3 separate regions of the Homo sapiens genome follow, and all the other regions are linked to region 2. A link is an interaction called in ENCODE POLR2A ChIA-PET data of the cell type or tissue named here. Cell type or tissue: HepG2. All regions are shown on one strand. Links, peaks and the distances in the headings refer to the core of each region. The heading gives the core; the rest is flanking DNA. Region 1 overlaps RAPGEF4-AS1 (RAPGEF4 antisense RNA 1). Region 2 has its middle 75 kb from the start of DYNC1I2. Region 3 overlaps METAP1D (methionyl aminopeptidase type 1D, mitochondrial).

What was found. ChIA-PET counts read pairs that join two places held together with the same protein. Peaks named below come from ENCODE experiments on the same cell type or tissue, not always from the same donor. Only the 100,000 strongest peaks of a DNase experiment are listed, where the experiment ranks them.
Region 1: POLR2A ChIA-PET joins it to region 2 with 5 read pairs; 1 of 35 experiments calls an interaction of 5 or more read pairs at or near these places.
Region 3: POLR2A ChIA-PET joins it to region 2 with 5 read pairs; 3 of 35 experiments call an interaction of 5 or more read pairs at or near these places.

The regions. Positions count from the first base shown.
Region 1 is chr2:172,722,874-172,729,460 of GRCh38, forward strand. RAPGEF4-AS1 (RAPGEF4 antisense RNA 1) reads right to left here. Exons shown (of 4, transcript NR_026995.1): 4 at 316-4,560. It also overlaps a transcript of PDK1 not described here. Among named protein-coding and RNA genes, the nearest start is that of RAPGEF4, 9.7 kb to the right of the region's middle. RefSeq lists enhancers at 3,165-3,665, 3,666-4,166. In HepG2, for the core only: no CTCF peak of the experiment used is centred there; a DNase peak (open chromatin) is centred at 3,638.
Region 2 is chr2:171,759,384-171,765,970 of GRCh38, forward strand. No RefSeq gene overlaps it. Among named protein-coding and RNA genes, the nearest start is that of DYNC1I2, 75 kb to the left of the region's middle. In HepG2, for the core only: no CTCF peak of the experiment used is centred there; DNase peaks (open chromatin) are centred at 3,688, 3,988 and 4,438.
Region 3 is chr2:172,056,096-172,062,682 of GRCh38, forward strand. It overlaps METAP1D (methionyl aminopeptidase type 1D, mitochondrial), which reads left to right. Exons shown (of 10, transcript NM_199227.3): 2 at 5,403-5,560. Among named protein-coding and RNA genes, the nearest start is that of DLX1, 26 kb to the right of the region's middle. In HepG2, for the core only: no CTCF peak of the experiment used is centred there; no DNase peak of the experiment used is centred there.

The sequences.
Region 1 (6,587 bases), core at 2,262-4,761, 960 kb after region 2:
CTAAGTTATAAATGAAATTTAGACATCCCTCTGCCTAGATTCTGCTTGTTTAGTTTAGAAATCAGGTATTTTCAGGACTCAAAATTTCTAGTAAAACATTTTTGAAGGCACACATACTGCTTCCATCTGAGCAGTGGCAAAGCAGATGATTTTAATTGTTGGGATTGTGATCTAGTGTCTTGAAGTCTATTCTGATGAACCGATGAACTCCTTACTAGCTTATAGACTGGTCTGGCAAATAGAAAGAAACAAAGAATAGGAAACAGTCCTGATATAGATAAACTTTTGGTGGTTAAAAAGCAGACAGACCCCTTCTTTCTGCTGTGGGAATTAGAGTTTACTTACAGTGGCTCTCAAGTGCCTGGATTTCTTAAGCTACATGTTCTTAGTTATTATACTATTCTTTTGATGACAAAGGATGAAGTTCAGATACACACACCTAAGTCCAAATCACACTGCATCCAAACAAAATCTTAGCTTAATCTTTTTCACAAACACATTAGAGATTTTTTATTTTCACAGGACATGGGAAAGAGTAATATATTTTGAACACAAAATAAAATGGAGAAGTTAGCCAAGAAGTTCATGTAATTTCTAATCTTGAGGAAACAGACACATCCAAATTGAAGGATATTCTGTAAAATGACTGTTCCAGAGTCTTTTAAAAATGTCAATGTCATGAAAGAATTTTTAAAAATGGTTGAGGGATTGTTTTAGATCAAAAAAAACTAAAGAGGCACAACAACTAAATGCAATGCTCAATCCTCCATTGAGTCCTGGATAACACAAGCCAAAGAGATAGTTTTAAATCTTTTGGAGAAATTTGAATATAAACTTTATATCAGTGTTAAATGTCTTGAGTGTGAAAATCATAGAAGAGTTTCCTTCTACAATTTTAGATAGGTGTTGTAGTACTTAGAGCATGGTATCAAAATGTCTGCACTTACTCTCAAAGGATGAGCATTACACTTAAAGAGATGTGGCAACTGTGGTCACTGTTGGAGAATCTAGATGAAGGCTATACAAGCATTTATTGTTCTGGCCTTACAACTTTCCTGTAGGTTTAAACATTTTCACATTGAAAAGCTGGGAAGAAAAGTTTTTCTACTTGATGGTATATCCTAAGAATTTCCTGTAATATTATATTATATCCTAACCACTCATAATGACTACTTTTAATAACACCATGGTATTCTTTTGAGGGAATATGTATTCTCTTTAATGATTCCACAATTTAGATTCCTAATAAATAATACTTCAATGTGCATCTCTGTATGTATTTTGTAGATTCTAATCTTGGCATAAATTTCCACAGGTAGGTTGCTGGATCAAATGGCCATTTATGGAGAATTTGAAACATTCTGCTGTGATCTATTTTTTTTTAAGCTGGTAAGTGAGATGGCAGGATCTTAATAAAAGTGAGTCATTTCAAACAGTTATATTTCTGTGAGCCTGAATATTTTTAGATTGCTGACACCCCTTTTTCCTCACTCATCTGCCAACCTCCCCAATAGCCGTGGGACCTTGGTTCTGTCTTTGCTGCCATTGATTCCTATAGATGAGATTTTTCAGACTCAGATACTGGGCACCAAGAGGCCAATGAGAGTAGGAGGAAGTTGTTAAGCTTTTCAATATTTCATCAAACAAAATTCATACATTTCTCACACTGAAGCTCACATAAGTGAGTTTAGACATGGAGTCTGGCTCTGGTTCAGCTTTGATAGGTAGGGCTGTAACCTCAGACAGCAGCTCAAATGCAACCTGAGACCCTGAGCCAGAACCACCCCATGAAGCTGCACCCAGGTTCCTGACCTGCAGAGACTGTGTGAGAGAATGAATGTTTGTTGTTTTTAGCTGTCAAGCTTTAGAGTACTTTTTTAATGCGCGATAGATAACCAATACAGATTCTGGAAGTGAGATGTGGCCATAACAAAACATAAAATGTGAATAAAAGACTTGAATACCTACTTCATAAAAGGAGATATGTGAATAATAGGCATATAAAAAGGAGTGCATTAGTCAGCAGAAAAATGCATATTGAAAGCACAATGCAATGCCACTACACACCTACCAGAAAGGCTCCAAGTGTTGGTGAGGATGCAGAATACCTGGAACTCATATATTGCTGACGGGAGTATAAAATGGTGTAAACGAATACAGTTAACCTAAACCTAAGCCAGTTGACCCAGAAAATACACTGCTAGGTTTATACCAAGAGAAATGATTGCATGCAACCAAAATAAGAGGAACACATAAATGTTCCTAGCGGCTTCATTTATTATAGGCCTAAACTGCAAATAACTCAAATATTCAGCAGAAGAATGGATAAATAATTTGTGATATATCCAGGCAATGGAATACTACTCAGCAATAATAATAATTGAAGTATACATACAGCAACCTGGATGAACCTCACAAGCACTATTTTGAGCAAAAGCATGCTATGTAGTTTCATTTATATGCCATTAAGGAACAGGTTAAAACAAATTTATGATGATAAAAGAGAGAGTACTGGTTGCCTCAGGATTGGTAAGTTGTATTGACTGGAAGGTAGCAGGAGTGAACTCTCTGGGGTGATGGAAATGTTCAACATTTGATCTGGATAGTGATCACGTGGTTTTATGTATCTAAAAAATTCACAAAATAGTCACCCATTTTGTTCATTTTACTACTATATAAATTACATGTCAAGAAGATAATGTCGAAAAGATCCAAAGGCCTTTCTGGCCCTAGAGAACATGTCTTTGGCCCCTCCTCTGACTTCTCCTCTGAGCACTCTTCCCCTTATTCACTCCCCAAACACCCTGGTCACCTTCCTGCTCCTCCAACACACCAAGCATACTGCCACCTCGGGGCCTTTGCACTGGCTCCTCCCTTGTCAGCACTCCCTGTCCTCAAATATCCCTGCAGATATCATCCTTCGCTTTATTCAGGTCTACCTATCATTGTCACAGTTCTCTAGAGACAGAGCCCTGGGCAAAGGTTAAGTCTTAGAGGGTTACTTGGGAGGTACAATCCCACACAGCTGGCTGCTCGATATGTTAGTTTCTAGAGCAGCTGTAATAACACACCACACACTGTTGTCACTCAGAACAACAGAAATGTGTTGTGTCACAGTTCTGGATGCTAGAAGTCTGAAGTAAAGGTATGGTGAGGCCATGCTCCCTCTGAAACCTGTAGGGGAGGCTCCTTCCCTGCCTCTTCTAGCCTTGGTGTTTGCAGCTCTCTGTGGCGTTGCCTAGCATTTAGATAAATTGCTCCAATCTCTGCCTCCATTGTCACCTCACCATCTTCCCCTGATGTGTCTCTGTCTTTCTCCTTCTAAGGACAAGAGATTGGATTAGGCCCCTACCCCCTTAATGACTTCATCTTAACTTGATTGCATCAGCAAAGACCCTGTTTCCAAATACTATAAAGCCACATTCACAGTTACTGGGGGTTAGGACTTCGACATATCTTTCTGAGGAACATAGTTCAACCCATAACACTCAGTCGGCGCACAGGCTTGGCCACACACAGCAGGCTGTGTGGAGAAATTGTGCACCAGACGGGGCAGGGGGAAAGGGTGAGGCAGTTCAGCTGCCCAGTATCCTCCAATCTCCTGTTTCCTGTCTCCCACTGGTGCAAAGTCCATTCAGGGGGAATGAAATCCTCTTCCTTTCCGAGTTGCATCATTCAGCCCCATTGGCAGTTGCTCAGGAAACAAGGTCCTGCAGTTTGGCATTTCAGCTGAGTTTGGACGTGGGGAGAGAAGCCAGATATTCTAGGCCTGTGGCTGGTGAGCCTCAGGCGGGAAAACCACAGGGGCCTTTGGTGGCTGCAGGGAGCAAGTGGCCGAGGAAGGAACAGGTGGTGCTGAGACAGGCCCCAGGTTCTGCCCAAATGTCATCTGACCAGAGAGGCCTTCTCTGACTACTTCATACCAGATAGATGCTCCTTCCCTGTCTCTGCATTTCCTTGTTTTGCTTAATCATTCTTCGCATCAATTATTGCCAGTTGACATATTATATATTTATGTGTTTATTTGCAATGTCTCATTTTACTCACTACCACGGTGTTCCCTGCAAGTAGGAAATTTATCTGCTCGTCCTTTGCCCTTTCTTCAGTGCCTATCACAGTGCCTGGCACATTGTAGGTGCTCAGTAAATATTGAGTTTCAATAACTCGAGAAATCAATGGATATAAAGAAATGAAAAAGACTTGGTCTCTGCAGTCTGTTAGGGAGTAGCTGAGTGGGTGGCAGTGGGGTTCTCTTAGGTCCAGACAGGCCTGTCCTAAGCAGGTCAGGCCCCAGGTGCAGCTGCAAGCAGAGCTCCATTTCCAGGGTTTGAATTCTGCAGCTCCCTGAGGTGGCCAGGGGCTGCCAGGATCACAGCTGCAAAGCCTCTGGGTCATCAGGCAGAGGAAAGAGCAGACAGAGGGAACTCTTCTCATCTGGACTTGGAGGGTCGACCTTGCCCAGAGGGGAGGGTATTGCTTCCTGCAGAGCCACGGGTGGGGAGAAAGAATCCTGTCTTCCCAGGTTGACCTCTTCTAAGCTTCCTGAGTTATCTTCTATCTCTAGAACCAAACTAGTACTTTTAGTCCCAAAATGCCAATAAATATATCTTCTTTACTAGCTGTGGCACTATCATATTTTTAAGGTGAAAGTTAGTGTCACCTAAGCGAAAGAGCTCAGCTCCTTATTATTTATTGCCCAGTCAAGATTTAATGTGTCTCACTTTAAATGACAATTCTCCATTTTACTTCCTTCAAGTCAACATGCTCTTGGTTCAATATAATCAATATGATTTTTAGTCACATTCTCTCTTTCCTGTGCTATTTTCTCTGTGGAATTCACTATATAAAGTCATCCATTTATTGAAATATGTAGGAGACCATATTGGATTACTGATGAAAAGGAAATTGTAACAAACACTGGGTGACCATAATTCATTCAAAATTCGTTTGTGGTAATTTTCTCTATTAGTGTGAAAAATGAGTATAACACAGGTAGAGATTTTCCGAGTTGAATAATGTACTCTGTGTCTTTCGTACAATAATAAAAAGCAATGGCAGCTTGTTATTTCACCAAAATAAATATACTCCACCACTAGAAAATAAGCCTAAGACTAAAGCTGTGACATGGTGACATTTTCCTCACTGCAAATTATGTACCAAAGTTAATTACTGCAACTTTACCAACTGAGCTTGAGAAAGTGGCATATGTAACCCTCTCCCTTTGTTTTGGTGAGAAAGTGCAGGCTTCGTTTTGGTGAGGAAGACTGTGGCATAGGTGGAGTGCTGAACCCACTTTGGACCTGAGTGATTTGTGGATTGCTGACTTTCACCATTCTGGCTTTGTGAGGAATTGTCCCTTCTGGGAAGGGGGCGAGGTGGAGCGTTCAAGCTCTTTCCTAGCCTATTGCCTCCCAGGAGGCAGGGAGTTCGTATGTTACGGGAACTAACACTAATAACTACCATTTTCTTTATAGAGGTCAGTATGCTTCTCAACCAGATGCAATTACTTCCAGGACAAAAGATTTTTCTTTTCCCTTAAGACTTGCTTGCATTAATAACTAAGTCACAAATTTTAACTCTGAACGTTTTTTAAATTAAGAGAGTTCATTTTAACTTTGCCTCCTGACTGGATAATTTACCTTTCTGTAAAACGAGGAACTATAACTGCCCTTACCTATGAAGTTACCTGAAGAGCACAGGGAGTACAAAACAGAACTTTACCTTAGTCTTTTACAAAGCTGGAGATTGGAAGATAGTCACTAGACAAGTTCAAACCATTTTTTTTCTTGCGCTTATATTTAGTTGTTTGCCTTAATTCTAGTGCCCTGAAGTTGGATATATCTAAAGTACAGTTAAAACTAAATAGCTAATTCCTTTCTAATTTAATTTACTTTTACATGCCATAATGATAGAAATACAAAACCAAAACAAAAGAAAAACTCTGCTTCTAAAAGTCACAAAGAAATGTAATAATACTGTCGATCCAAAAGAAAGGAACTGAGGCAGAGTTAATATAAGTAGGAGTTTATTTGGGCCGGGAGTTTGAAGATTGCAGCCCAGGAGCATAGATGCATGCTGCCCTGAATAGACCCTCTGATTAGTAGCAGTTACAGGTGGACTTTTATTTATCTTTTTTTTTTCTTTTCCTTTTTTCCTTTTTAAACAGGGTCTCACTTTGTCACCCAGGCTGCAGTGCAGTGGTGCAATCTCAGCTTACTGCAGCCTCAACCTCCCAGGTTCAAGTGATCTTCCCACCTTAGCCCCGCCAAGTAGCTGGGACTATAGGCGAGTGCCACCATGCCTGGCTGATTTTTGTATTTTTTGCAGACATGGGGTTTCGCCATGTTGCCCAGGCTGGTCTTGAACTCCTGGCCTCAAGCGACCCACCTGCCTTGGCCTCCCTAAGTGCTGGGATTACAGGAGTGAGCCACTGCAAAGGGCCTACAGGCAGACTTTTAAAGGTAAGAAAGGAAAACAGTGAGTGGGCTGATACAAAGTTGTTTGTCAGGAATTCTCATTGGTTTACAGACTTAACACTGATTAGTGATTGGCTATGCGTTGGTAAGCTATAGGGTGTGGGTTATAGT
Region 2 (6,587 bases), core at 2,711-5,210:
GTCTCAAACTCCTGACCTCGTGATCCACCCTCCTCGGCCTCTCAAAGTGCTGGGATTATAGGTGTGAGCCACCATGCATGGCCAGTCTGTGTCTTTTAATTGGGGCATTTAGCCCATTTACACTTAAGGTTAATATTGTTGTGTGTGAATTTGATCCTGTCATTATGATGCTAGCTGGTTATTTTGCCCATTAGTTGATGCAGTTTCTTCATAGTGTTGATGGTCTTTACAATTTGGCATGTTTCTGCAGTGGCTGGTACTGGTTGTTCCTTTCCATGTTTAGTGCTTCCTTCAGGAGCTCTTGTAAGGCAGGCCTGGTGGTGACAAAATCTCTCAGCATTTGCTTGTCTGCAAAAGGATTTTATTTCTCCTTCTCTTATGAAGCTTAGTTTGGCTGGATATGAAATTCTGGGTTGGAAATTCTTTTCTTTAAGAATGTTGAATATTGGCCCCCTCTCTCTTCTGGCTTGCAGGGTTTCTGCAGAGAGATCCACTGTTAGTCTGATGGGCTTCCCTTCGTGGGTAACCCGAACTTTCTCTCTGGCTGCCCTTAACATTTTTTCCTTCATTTCAACCTTGGTGAATCTGACAATTATGTGTCTTGGGGTTGCTCTTCTCGAGGAGTATCTTTGTGGTGTTTTCTGTTATTTCCTGAATTAGAATGTTGGCCTGTCTTGCCAGGTTGGGAAGTTCTCCTGGATAATATCCTGAAGAGTGTTTTCCAACTTGGTTCTGTTCTCCTCATCACTTTCAGGTACATCAATCAAACGTAGATTTTGTCTTTTCACATAGTCCCATATTTCTTGGAGGCTTTGTTCGTTCCTTTTCATTCCTTTTTCACTAATCTTGTCTGCTCGCTTTATTTCATTAAGTAAGTTGATCTTCAGTCGCTGACATCCTTTATTCCACTTGATCGATTCAGCTGTTGATACTTGTGTATGCTTCACAAAGTTCTTGTGCTGTGTTTTTCAGCTCCATCAGATCATTTATGTTCTTCTTTATACTGGTTATTCCAGTTAGCAATTCGTCTAACCTTTTTTCAAGGTTCTTAGCTTCCTTGCATTAGGTTAGAACATGCTTCTTCAGCTTGGAGGAGTTTGTTATTACCCACCTTCTGAAGCCTACTTCTGTCAATTTGTCAAACTCATTCTGCATCCAGTTTTGTTCCCTTGCTGGCGAGGAGTTGTGATCCTTTGGAGGAGAAGAGACATTCTGTTTTTTGGAATTTTCACTTGTTTTGCGCTGGTTTCTCCCCATCTTTGTGGATTTATCTACCTTTGGTCTTTGATGTCGGTGACCTCCGGATGGGATCTCTGAGTGGACGTCCTTTTTGTTGATGTTGATGCTAGTTCTTTCTGTTTGCTAGTTTTCCTTCTAACAGACCTCTCTGCTGCAGGTCTGCTAGAGTTTCCTAGAGGTCCACTCCAGACCCTGTTTGCCTGGGTATTACCCAGGCTGCAGGACAGCAAAGATTCCTGCCTGTTCCTTCTTCTGGAAGCTTCGTCCCAGAGGGGCACTCACCAGATGCCAGCCAGAGCTCTCCCATATGAGGTGTCTGTCAGCTCCTACTGGGAGGTGTCTACCAATCAGGAGACACTGGGGTCAGGAACTCACTTGAGGAGGCAGTTTGACCCTTAGCAGAGCTCGAATGCTGTGCTGTGAGATCCACTGCTCTTTTCAGAGCCATCAGGCAGGGACGTTTAAGTCTGCTGAAGCTGCGCTCACAGCTGCCCCTTCACCTGGGGGAAGGTGACATCTGTCCCAGGGAGATGGTGGTTTTATCTCTAAGCCCCTGACTGGGGATGCTTTTTTTTTTTTTTTTTTTTTTTTTTTTCAGAGATGCCCTGCCCAGAGAGGAGGAATATAGAGAGGCAGTCTGGCCACAGCGGCCTTGCTGAGCTGCAGTATGCTCTGCCCAGTTCGATCTTCCAGGTGGCTTTGTTTACACTTTGAGGGTAAAACTGCCTACTCAAGCCTCAGGAATGGCAGACACCTCTTCCCCCACCAAGCTCGAGCATCCCAGGCTGAGTTCAGACTGCTGTGCTGGCAGCAAGAATTTCAAGCTGGTGAATCTTAGGTTGCTGGGCACTGTGGGGATGGGATCCACCGAGCCAGACCACTTGGCTCCCTGGCTTCAGCCCCCTTTCCAGGGGAGTGAATGGTTCTGTCTTACTGGCATTCCAGGAACCACTGGGGTATGAAAAAAAACTCTTGCAGCTAGCTTGGTGTCTGCCCAAACAGCCGCCCAGTTTTGTGCTTGAAACCCAGGGCCCTGGTGGTGTAGGCACCGGAAGGAATCTCCTGGTCTGCAGGTTGTGAAGACCGTGGGAAAAGTGCAGTACCTGGGCCGGAGTGCACTGTTCCTCACAGTACAGTCCCTAATGGCTTTCCTTGGCTAGGAGAGGGAGTTCCCTGACCCCTTGTGCTTCCTGGGTAAGGCAACGCCCCACCCTGCTTCGGCTCGCCCTTGTGGGCTGCACCCACTGTCCAACCAGTCCCAGTGAGATGAACCAGGTACCTCAGTTGGAAATGCAGAAATCACCCACCTTCTGCATCCATCTCTCTGGGAGCTGTAGACCGGAGCTGTTTCTATTCGGCCATCTTGCCAGCAATTGATTCTAGAACTTTTTACTCCTCTTCTCGTTAGCTCAAACTACTGGAAGAAACTGGTTAGATATGGAATATGTTTCCACTGGCTGAAAAAAATGGTAGTAGCTATAAGTGGCTTACCTAAAACTCAGCAGGACTACTTTATGACATCACCGTTTGCAGGTATGCTGCCTGGACCCACTTAGGAATCACTCTTTCTCCTTCCTAGGACCTCCCCTAAAATTTGCAGGCCCTGAAGCAATAGATAGGTCAAGATATTTCGGTGTTATAAATCAAGCTTAAAAGCTACTAAATTTTATGCACAACATGCAAGTCCACCTTGAATTTTCACACTTCTCAGAATTCCATGCCCAAAGATGGCAGCCAGGGGAGAACCAGCCTGCAGCACATTGCCTTCCTTCTCTTCCACCCGCTCCTTCAGTATTCTGAAGGGCTTCACAGGAACACTTGTGTATTCTTCAGCCTACATGCCTAAGTAAGTAAGTTTTTCCACAGCCTTGCAAATAGCTGCCCCTTGGACACCTTTTCAACCAGGGTAGGTTTGGGCAAAAGATAGATAGGCCTTGTGAAAGCCCTGGAAGCTGAGCAGTTTAGGCAGGAAAATCAGGGTTTCAGGTACCTTGAACGTGGTCGAGAAGAGAATGAAGTGAGTTCCAGGTAGGCATAACCCACTGGCCCAGCAGACTTTTTGCCCCCTGGGAAAGAACACAACTACAGGAGGGCCTCTAAAATGAGGCACCCGAGGGCAGTGCTGGGCCTGTCTTTTCTCCTAAAGTCAACTGGGTCACTTTTTAAAAGATAATTCTGTTGTCCCTAATATGTTATTTTTTCAATGCAAATATAATTATCACTGAATACTATTTCATGACTCCTAGAGTATTCACTGCTAGGAACTGGTGTTTAGTATTAACAGATTCATCACAAAATGTTGTGTGTTAGGAAGAAGGGAAAAGGGCTGATATTTTAATAAAACCTTGTAAATATGTTCTGTGAGTTACTAGTTGCACAGCACATTTTGTAACTATAGGATCATCCCAGGAGTCTCAACAAGAGAAAGACAAAGAGTTTTTGTTCTGTTTGCTTTAAGTGCTGTTTGTTAGTGAGATTGGATCAAGATGGCAAACAGAAGTATCTGCTCTCCCTCTCAACTCTAAATTCCATAAAGTGCTGTAATTAATAAAACAGAAGAAAAATAAGAAATCTGCTATAGCACTGAAAGATGAGAGGGCTAGCAATGGAATAGAAATTTGGAAGAATGCCAGAAACATCAAAAGCAGGTAGGATCAGTTATAGGCAAACAAAATGATAGGGAATCATAATTCAAAACAGGCAAGACTACTATAAAAGGAGGCATGGGTTGGAACCCAGAGTCAACAGATGCAAAAAGCAGGAGGGTTCCCTGGGGTACTGGACAGGGTGACTCATTAGGGAGCTGATTGATTCAGAATAGCTACGCAAGTTCCCTTCCCCAACCACAAGCTGAGTGGTGGACAAAAGCAGTGTCTCTGGCCAGCCTATAACAACTGAGTGATGCCACCGAAGCTGGGAAAGCAGGGCAGTGCCCCCAGACACTTGCTGACCCGCAAGAGGAGAACAGAAGCCCATACCCTAGTTCCCCCTTATCCATGGTTTTGCTTTCCACAGTTTGTTACCCATGGTCAACACAGTCTTAATATATTACATGGAAAGTTCCAGAAATAATTCATGAGTTTTACATTGCAGGTAGATTCTGAGTACTGGGATGAAATCTTGTACCATCTGCTCTGTCCTTCCCAGGATGTGAATCATCCCTTTGTCCAGTGTATCCACACTGTCTACGCTGCCTGCCTGTTAGTCAATCAGTAGCTGTCCTCGTTAATCAGATCAACTGTCACAGTATCTCAGTGTTTGCATTCAAGCAACTCCTATTTAACTTAATAATGACCTCAAAATGCCAGTAGTGATTCTGGCAATTCCGATGTGCCAAAAAACTGTAAATTGCTTCCTTTAAGTGAAAATGTAAAAGTTCTTGACAATAATTATTTTAATTGTATGCTGAGGTTGCTAAGATCTAAAATATGGCTTAGATCTAAGGTATGAACAAATCTTCCATCCGTGAAATTGTGAAGAAGGAAAGATAAATTCGTGTTAGTTTTGCTGTGCACCTTAAACTTCGGAAGTTACCCCAGAGTGCAGGTAGGCACTTAGTTAAGGTGTAAAGAGCATTAAACTTGTGGATGGCAGACGTGAATGGAAACGTGTTCCAACTGACAGCCACTGGGTTTGGTACTATTCATGGTTTCAGGTATCCACTGGGGGTCTTGGAATATACTCCCTGCAGATAAGGAGGACTACTGTACCCAGAGCCAAAATACTGGCATATCCTCAACATAGCACAGCCCACTACTCTCATCACAGGCTATGATAACAGATACGGCATCCATAAAAAGAGGCTCTCAAATACAAAAATGAGCAACTAAATAACTTAAAATTATAACTGTGAATCACTAAAATATTTGAAGAAAGTCAGTAACACGAAAGGCCCTGAACAAACCGTTTTAAAAAGTCAAAATAACAGCATATTAAAGAAGACATCAAATAAGTGTATTTAACATCCCAAGAGTATAGAGTATGGTATCATAGCCATAAAATAAGTATAGGTTATTATAAAAGAACCAATCCAATCTTAGATATTGCAATTATGGTTGTTAAAGTTGTTTTAAAAGCTAAATAGAGGGATACAGCTGAAGAGTAAAGCTGTCAGAATAATCACAAGGTGTCTCTCATTCAACCAAAAAGTACTAACAGAGAAAGTATCAAGGAAAGCTCAATGATACAGGGATATGTCCCAAAATTCCAGTATCTAAATAGGAGATAAAAGATGGGACATAGGGAGAAAAATATAGACTAGAATAGCTTTCTTTGGTTTGAAAAGGCACAAGTTTAGGACTATAAAACGATCTTTCCCTTTTAAATAAGAATCATTGACCAAAAGTGTCAGAATATCTCAACAGGAGTGATTGTAGGTGTATTTTTACCATAGTGCACTAAAATGTACATTTTTAAATGCAAGGCTTGCCGAAAAGAAAGTTTTCAAATCCCCTTCTAAATAACTCAGGGCAAAAGGAAATTTAAAAATTAAATAATTTAGTAATTAATACAGAATTAGGGCTCCGTGGAGAAATTACTAATATCTGGTCTTGGCAAGAAATAAAAGGAAGAGTTTGGAGCATCTTGTCATACTGGAAAGCTAGGAAGCTATCAAAGATTCCTGAGGGCCAAACACAGTGGCTCATGTCTAATCCCTGTGCTTTGGGAGGCCAAGGCAGGAGGACTGCTTGAGCTCAGGAGTTTGAAACCAACCTGAGCAATATATTAGGTTGGTGCAAAAGTAACTGTGGAAACTGCAACCTAAAAGCAAGACCCCTGTCTATACAAAAAATCAAAAAAACAAAAACAAAAAACACAAAAAACCAGCAGGTGCAGTAGCATGTATCCGTAGTCCTAGCTACTCATGAGGCCGCGGTAGGAGGATCACTTGAGCCAAGGAGTTTGAAACCAGCCTAAGCAACATACCAAGACCCCATCTCTTAAAAAAAAAAAAAAAAATCCTGAGGTAATATCGGTAGGACTTAGAAGTTAATTGCAAGAGGCTCCCACTGGCCGAAGATGAGACAACTTGAGTATTAAAAAAAAAAAAGACCAGGCGGCCATGGTGGCTCACACCTGTAATCTCAGCACTTTGGGAGGCTGAGGCGGGCAGATCACCTGAGGTTGGGAATTGGAGACCAGCCTGGCCAACATGGTGAAACCCTGTCTCTACTAAAAATACAAAAATTAGCCTGGCATGGTGGTAGGTGCCTGTAATCCCAGCTACTTGGGAGACTGAGGCACGAGAATCGCTTGAACCTGGGAGGTCGAGGCTGCAGCGAGCTGAGCTCATGCCACTGCACTCCAGCCTGGGTGAGAGAGCAAGACTCTATCTCAAAAAAAAAAAA
Region 3 (6,587 bases), core at 3,535-6,034, 300 kb after region 2:
TGTGTAATCAACCACATTGAAAAAAATCTTCATGAGTCCTAAAATTGATCAGAGGCTACATCTTCCCATTTCCTGGGATGTAGCATGACAATCAGATGGTGCTGAATGAAGGCACACATTTCAGAGCTGAAGGGACCTCAAAGATTGTGAAGCCCAACTCTCATTTTACTGAGCTTCTGCATCTCACAGGGTAATGTCTTTGAAGTACTCAGCACCGAGCTTGGCACCAGTAAGCTCTTGGTCAGTCAGCATCCACTGTTATTGTTATTGCTCAAGATCACATAGCTCTTAGCAGGACCAGGGGTAGAACTTTCTGTCCAATGCTGTGCCACTTTGGTTATTTTTTCATCATGCATAGCACTGTCTGATGTAATCAAATGCATTTGTTGATTTGCCTATGTCTGCCTCCCACTACAAGGATGTAAGCTCCCTGGGAGTCGGGACCTTGTCACCTCATTCACCACTGAATTCTCTAATCCAGAGCATGGCACATGCAATGAGTTCATTAAGTAGTTGTTGAATGAATGAAGGCATTTAGAGACCCCACAGGTAAACATGTTGAAGAATGGAGAAGGAAAAGGAAAAGAAAGGAGCATTTATGGAGCACCTATTTTTTAAAAGATGGTTTACCTATTTATGTTATCTCAGCAAATGCTCACATCAGCTCGTGGTAGGGAGAGCACTACTACTCCCATTTAATAGTGAAGAAAATGAGTCTCAGAAGTTTTGGTAACTCACACCTGTTTGACCTCCAAGCTCATGCTGTTGTCACTACCATAGTGCCTCCCAACTGGATCATTTCTAAGAATTTTCATGAAAAGTGTCTTCATTCTAAATGCTAACTAGTTACATGATATTTACATTTTTCATGATAAAAAAAACTGACCTTGAAATCTAGTCCCTGAAAGAATACATTATGTAACAAAACACACTAGCGAATAGAACTCATAGAGCCCCTGCACACTGCTGAGAGGCAACTGGAATGGCAGACACAGCCCTGGATTTGGATTTACAGGATTAAGCTTGGGGCCTGGTCATTGATTACCAGACTTGTGAGCCTTAGTTCCTCATCTATAAAGCAGTGATGTTAACAGCTACCTGCCTAATGACAGAGCTGGTAAGAGGTAATGTATGTAGAGCACCTAGCACTGAGCTTAATCTAAGTGTCCATTAAATTTTAACCACTGTTATTATTACTATTTATATTAGCATTATCATTATTAATAGTAATTATAATACTTTCCTCAGAAGAGAAACACTTGTGAGTTTGTGTCTTGTATGTGGTCCTGCCTAGCAATGCAATTAGGGAGGTGGAATCATAGATTGAGTCCACCTGTGTCTTTCCAAATTTTCCATTTCATATCCACAGACTGTCCAACTAATAGTTCTGGCAGCCACCTCCCCAAAGCGTGTGTTTGGTCAGCGAAGGCAGCTTGGCTTAAGGTAGTGGGTGGATTAGGCCAACCCATCACCACTTTTGGAAAAATAATAGTAGTAGTAACAATAGTTTTGTGATGCCTTTTCAATTTTCTGGGTATTTCCCTGTGTTTTAGCTCCTGTTTTTTCTCATGCCTGTGAGAGAAGTAATACATTTTGTAGAGGCAACTTAGCCTGCTTTCCCTCTCAGCTTTGGCACTTACTGCATGTTCCTTTGTGTGCCTCAGTATCTTCAACTGTGACATGGAGTAATAACAGTTCACAATTCATACAGTTTCTGTGAAGATTAATGAGCTAACATATGTAAAGTGCCTAGTACAGTAATTGAGGCATAATAAGTGTTCAGTATTAGAAGCTATACTGGAGGTCATGTTTTCTTTCCCATTTTATTTTTTGTGCAGACTTTTTTTTTTTTTTTGAGACAGGATCTTACTCTGTTGCCCAGGCTGGAGTGCAGTGGTGTGATCATAGCTCAGTGCATAACTCAGTGATCATAGCTCCAGGGCTCAAGTGATTCTCCTGCCTCAGCCTCCTGAGTAGCTGGACTCCTGAGTAGCTGGACTGACTCCTGAGTAGCTGAACTCCTGAGTAGCTGGACTACAGTAGCTGATGGCCCAAGCCACCACATCTGGCTAATTCTTTTATTTTTTGTAGAGATGGGATCTCACGATCCTCCCACCTCGACCTCCCAAAGCGCTGGGATTACAGGTTTTTATGTATTCTTGAAAGAACTATTATTTATTGGGTATCTTCTAAATGCAAGACACTTTCACATTTCTTATTTCAATTCTCACCTGAGACTGAAATGAAGAAACTTGTGCAGGGCCACACAGCTAATAAGTGGTAGAGCTGAAACAAAAGTCCAGGCTTCTGCCTTCCAACTGTCTGCTTTTCCTAGGACACTACCCTGTCCCTCATATATCAGTTGACAATACTAGGGTTGGTGATATTGTCATTAGGGAAATATTATACTTTAAAAGCTTTACACAATACATACCTGCCTCTATCAAGCAACTTTTTTTTTTTTAGAGAGACAGGAGTCTTGCTTTGTTGCCCAAGCTGGTCTCAGACTCCTGGGTTTAAGCAATCCCACATCAGCTGCCCTCCAAAGTAGCTGGGACTACATGTATGTGCCACTGTACCTGAGTTTTGTAACTTCTTTTTAAAGAAATGATATTACTGACATTTTGTCTAGTGCTTGAAATTGTTTAAAATAGTACCAAAAACACCTCTATAAGTTAGATTCAACAATATTGCAGTCCACTTTAAGGAGGGACATAATTGAGTGAAACCTATCACCCTGAATCACTGATCATTGCGGTTTGTTTGCATCAGTGCCTTTCCCCAAGTCAATTAGAGATCCAGAGTTTTGAAGCCAGTACTTACCTGCAATTCACGTTTTCATTATGTTTCACAGCTGAAATGTTACTCTAGGCCAGTTCTCAAGCTTCGTGTGCGTCAGGATTACCTGAGGGCTGGTTAAGGCACAGATTGCCCGCCTCCATCACCAGTTTCTATGTTTGTAGGTCGATACGGGGCCCAAGAATTTGCATCTTTTTTCTTTTTCTTTCTTTCTTTCTTTTTTTTTTTTTCTGAGACAGAGTCTTGCTCTGTCACCCAGGCTGGAGTGCAGTGGCGCGATCTTGGCTCACTGCACCCTCTGCCTTCCGGGTTCGAGTAGTTCTCCTGCCTTAGCCTCCCGAGTAGCTGGGATTACAGGCGCGCGCCACCATGCCCGGCTAATTTTTGTATTTTTAGTAGAGACAAGGTGTGGGATTACAGGCGTGACCCACCGCACTCAGCCTTGCATCTTTTTTCTATGTGACATTATACTGCTGGTCTGTGAACCTCATTTTAAGGACTACTGCTCTAGACCAGGATTCAGCAAATGTCTCCTGTAGAGGGCCAAAGAGTACATTTTTTAGGCTCTGTGGAACATGTGTTCACAACTACTCAGCTACCACTGTAGCTCAAAATCCTCCATAGACATTTGTAAGCAAATGAGGGTAGCTATGGTCCAATGAACCTTTTATTTATGGGCACCAAGATTTGAATTTCATGTATTACAAAATATTGGGTTAAAAAGTTTTTTTCAACCATTTATAAATGTAAAAACCATTTTTAGGTTTTGTGCTGTATAAAAACAGTCAGCAGTCCAGATTTGGCCCTTGAGCTGTAGTTTTCTGACCCCTGCCATGTAGTTGTGACCTGTTGGGGACTTCTAAAACTATTGTTCTGGCCAGGCGCGGTGGCTACGCCCGTAATCCCAGCACTTTGGGAGACCAAGGCGGGCAGATTACGAGGTCAGGAGATTGAGACCAGCATGGCCAACATGGTGAAACCCCGTCTCTACTAAAAATACAAAAAAATTAGCCGGGCCTGGTGGTGCGCGCCTGCAGTCCCAGCTACTCTGGAGGCTGAGGCAGGAGAATTGCTTGGACCTGGGAGGCGGAGGTTGCAGTGAGCCAAGATCGCGCCACTGTACTCCAGCCTGGGCGACTGAGTGAGACTCCGTCTCAAAAAAAAGAAACCAAAAAACAAAAAACAAAAAAAAGATTGTTCTAAATATGAAAGTAATAAAATGAATCAAAATGTCTTCCTGGCTGGATGCAGTAGCTCACGCCTGTAACCTCAACACTTTGGGAGGCCGAGGTGGGAGGATCGCTTGAGCCCAGGAGTTTAAAACCAGCCTGGGCCACATAGCAGGACCCCATCTCTACAAAAAATACAAAAATTAGCCAGGCATGGTAGCATGTGCCTGTGGTTCCAGCTACTCAAGAGGCTGAAGTGGGAGGATTCCTTGAGCCTGGGAATCCAAGGCTGCAGTGAACCATGATCGCACCACTGTTGCCTTAGCCTGGGCGACAGAGCAAGACCCTGTCTCAAAAAAAAAAAAAAAAAAAAAGTCTTCCTCTCTACCTCTAGCCCCAACCACAAGCCACAGAAAGAGCCACTGTTTACAAATATCAATTTCCAGAAATTTTATGAGCACGTGCAAGCTTATATAAATGTATAAGCTCCTTTTACATTAATGGGCTTTTTATATGTATTTGTTAAGCATTCACTTTTTTCCTAACAGTGTATTGTGACCTCTTTCCATATCAACACATAGAGATGATGATTTAGCCTATTCTTTTTAATAGCTCCAGAATTTTCTGTAAGTATACCATAATATATTTAATCAGTCCCCTACTGGTATTTCCTATTTGGAAACATTTGAGTTGTTTCCCACTTTCTTCTACCACAAATAATGCTGCCATGAGGGTACATCTTCATTCATCCATCAGTGCATAGTGTCTGCAGGATAAAGTCCTAGGAGATGAACTGCTGAGTCAAAGGATATGTGCATTTAAAATTTTGATAGACATTTCTAAATTCCTGTTGTGAGTACTTCAAACCCTATATTCATTTTCTTTCAGTGTTATACTTACATTTTTGCTATTTAGTCTTTATCTGACTTGAACATTCATCACAATGAATTTCAGTATAATGCCTCACTGCACGTGAACTTAACACAGAGTAGTAATCCTATGGAGGGCAAAAAGTGCAGCTGGCAATTTGTCCGTGATTCTTGAAAGGAAACGGCTTTACAGAGTATAAAGCCATCAAAACAGTGCCCTGAATCTAGGGTCGTCTTGGACATTGCCACATAAGGTATTACAGCAGAAATTGTTCTTTTTACAGACCTGGTGCTTAGCAGATGTTTCTATATGTTTGTTTCCCGTTAGAGTAGAGTTTTCCATTGTCACGCATTTATGTAAACATAGTATTAGCTAATAAATACGCTGTGTTACTATTGTACTAGAATTCAGAATACCACTGTTTTCATTTCTATTTGGGGCTTTTCCTTTTTCAGTCAATAAGGTATTAGAATAATGATTTAATAGACAACACCACAACATCTTAAAGTGGAGGACTGTGTTAGGTTGTTTTTTTACTTAAAATATGTCTGTTTCTGCTCACAGGTTCTCATAGAATTTTCTCTTCACCACTCAATCATATCTACTTACACAAGCAGTCAAGCAGTCAACAAAGAAGAAATTTCTTTTTTCGGAGACAAAGAGATATTTCACACAGTATAGTTTTGCCGGCTGCAGTTTCTTCAGCTCATCCGGTTCCTAAGGTACTGTATTGCCTATTATCTCCTGCTTTTTCCAGCCAAGATAAAAGTTGACTGCAGAAGTGATCAAATATTTTTGCACCTTTGATTTCTGAGCCATTTGGGTTTTAATTTTCAAACTAGGTTTGTGATCTAAAACTGTGATTTGAGAAGTTTTAATATCCTGCAATTCTATAGCATTAATTTTTTAAAACAAAGCTCTAAGCTTTCAATTGCTTAGAGTATTTAGAATTAAAATTTTTAACATGAAATTTTCTATATTAAATTTCTAACATGAAGATAAAACTATACGTATGTAGTTTTCTAACTGTTTTAGAGAAAAAAAATTGACTATAAAATTGTGATGATTCAAAAGAGATTACTTAAAACTAACATACTAGATTTTTTTAAGCCTGTTCTTACATTTTCCTTGTTATTGATGCTGGTGTCTTTGAATTGTCTTTTAGACTAAATTAAATAAAATATGTCTCAGAGCAGTCTTGGCTTTTTTTTTTCAGAGATTGCAATTCTGTGGAAAGGCAATCTATCCATTTTTCAAAATGCAATATAAAGGGAGTGTGCGAGTGAGCCCTTTAGGAAGAAGGAGAGTAGCTAAAGAAATATAGATTGGTCACAAAAATCATCTGCTTTCTCCCTTTTATGAACTTTGTTTACAGCGAGCCCATATTTAGTATGTTATACTTCTGAAGGTGAGTGGCCCACTTTTATGGCAAAGGCCAGTGACACAGAAGGGCCACCAGGATGTATCCCCTGGCCTGGCCATCACAGTGAGAGTGAGAATTTGGTATTAGTTACAAAACTGACACTTTTTTCCTTAGAAGAAAAGAAAAAGAAATCTCTGGTGAGGTGAATTGTATTGCTTTAGCCATTTCAGTCAATTTCAGCATGACAGCCCAACAGCCCTTCTGCCTGCAAGTTATAACCTTGCCAGATCACAGAGCAGAGTGGAGACAAGAACACAGGCTCTTTGGGGGAGACCTGGTGAGCATTTGTGGGCATTTGTGGTGTAGCTGTGGGAGAGTAGATGTTC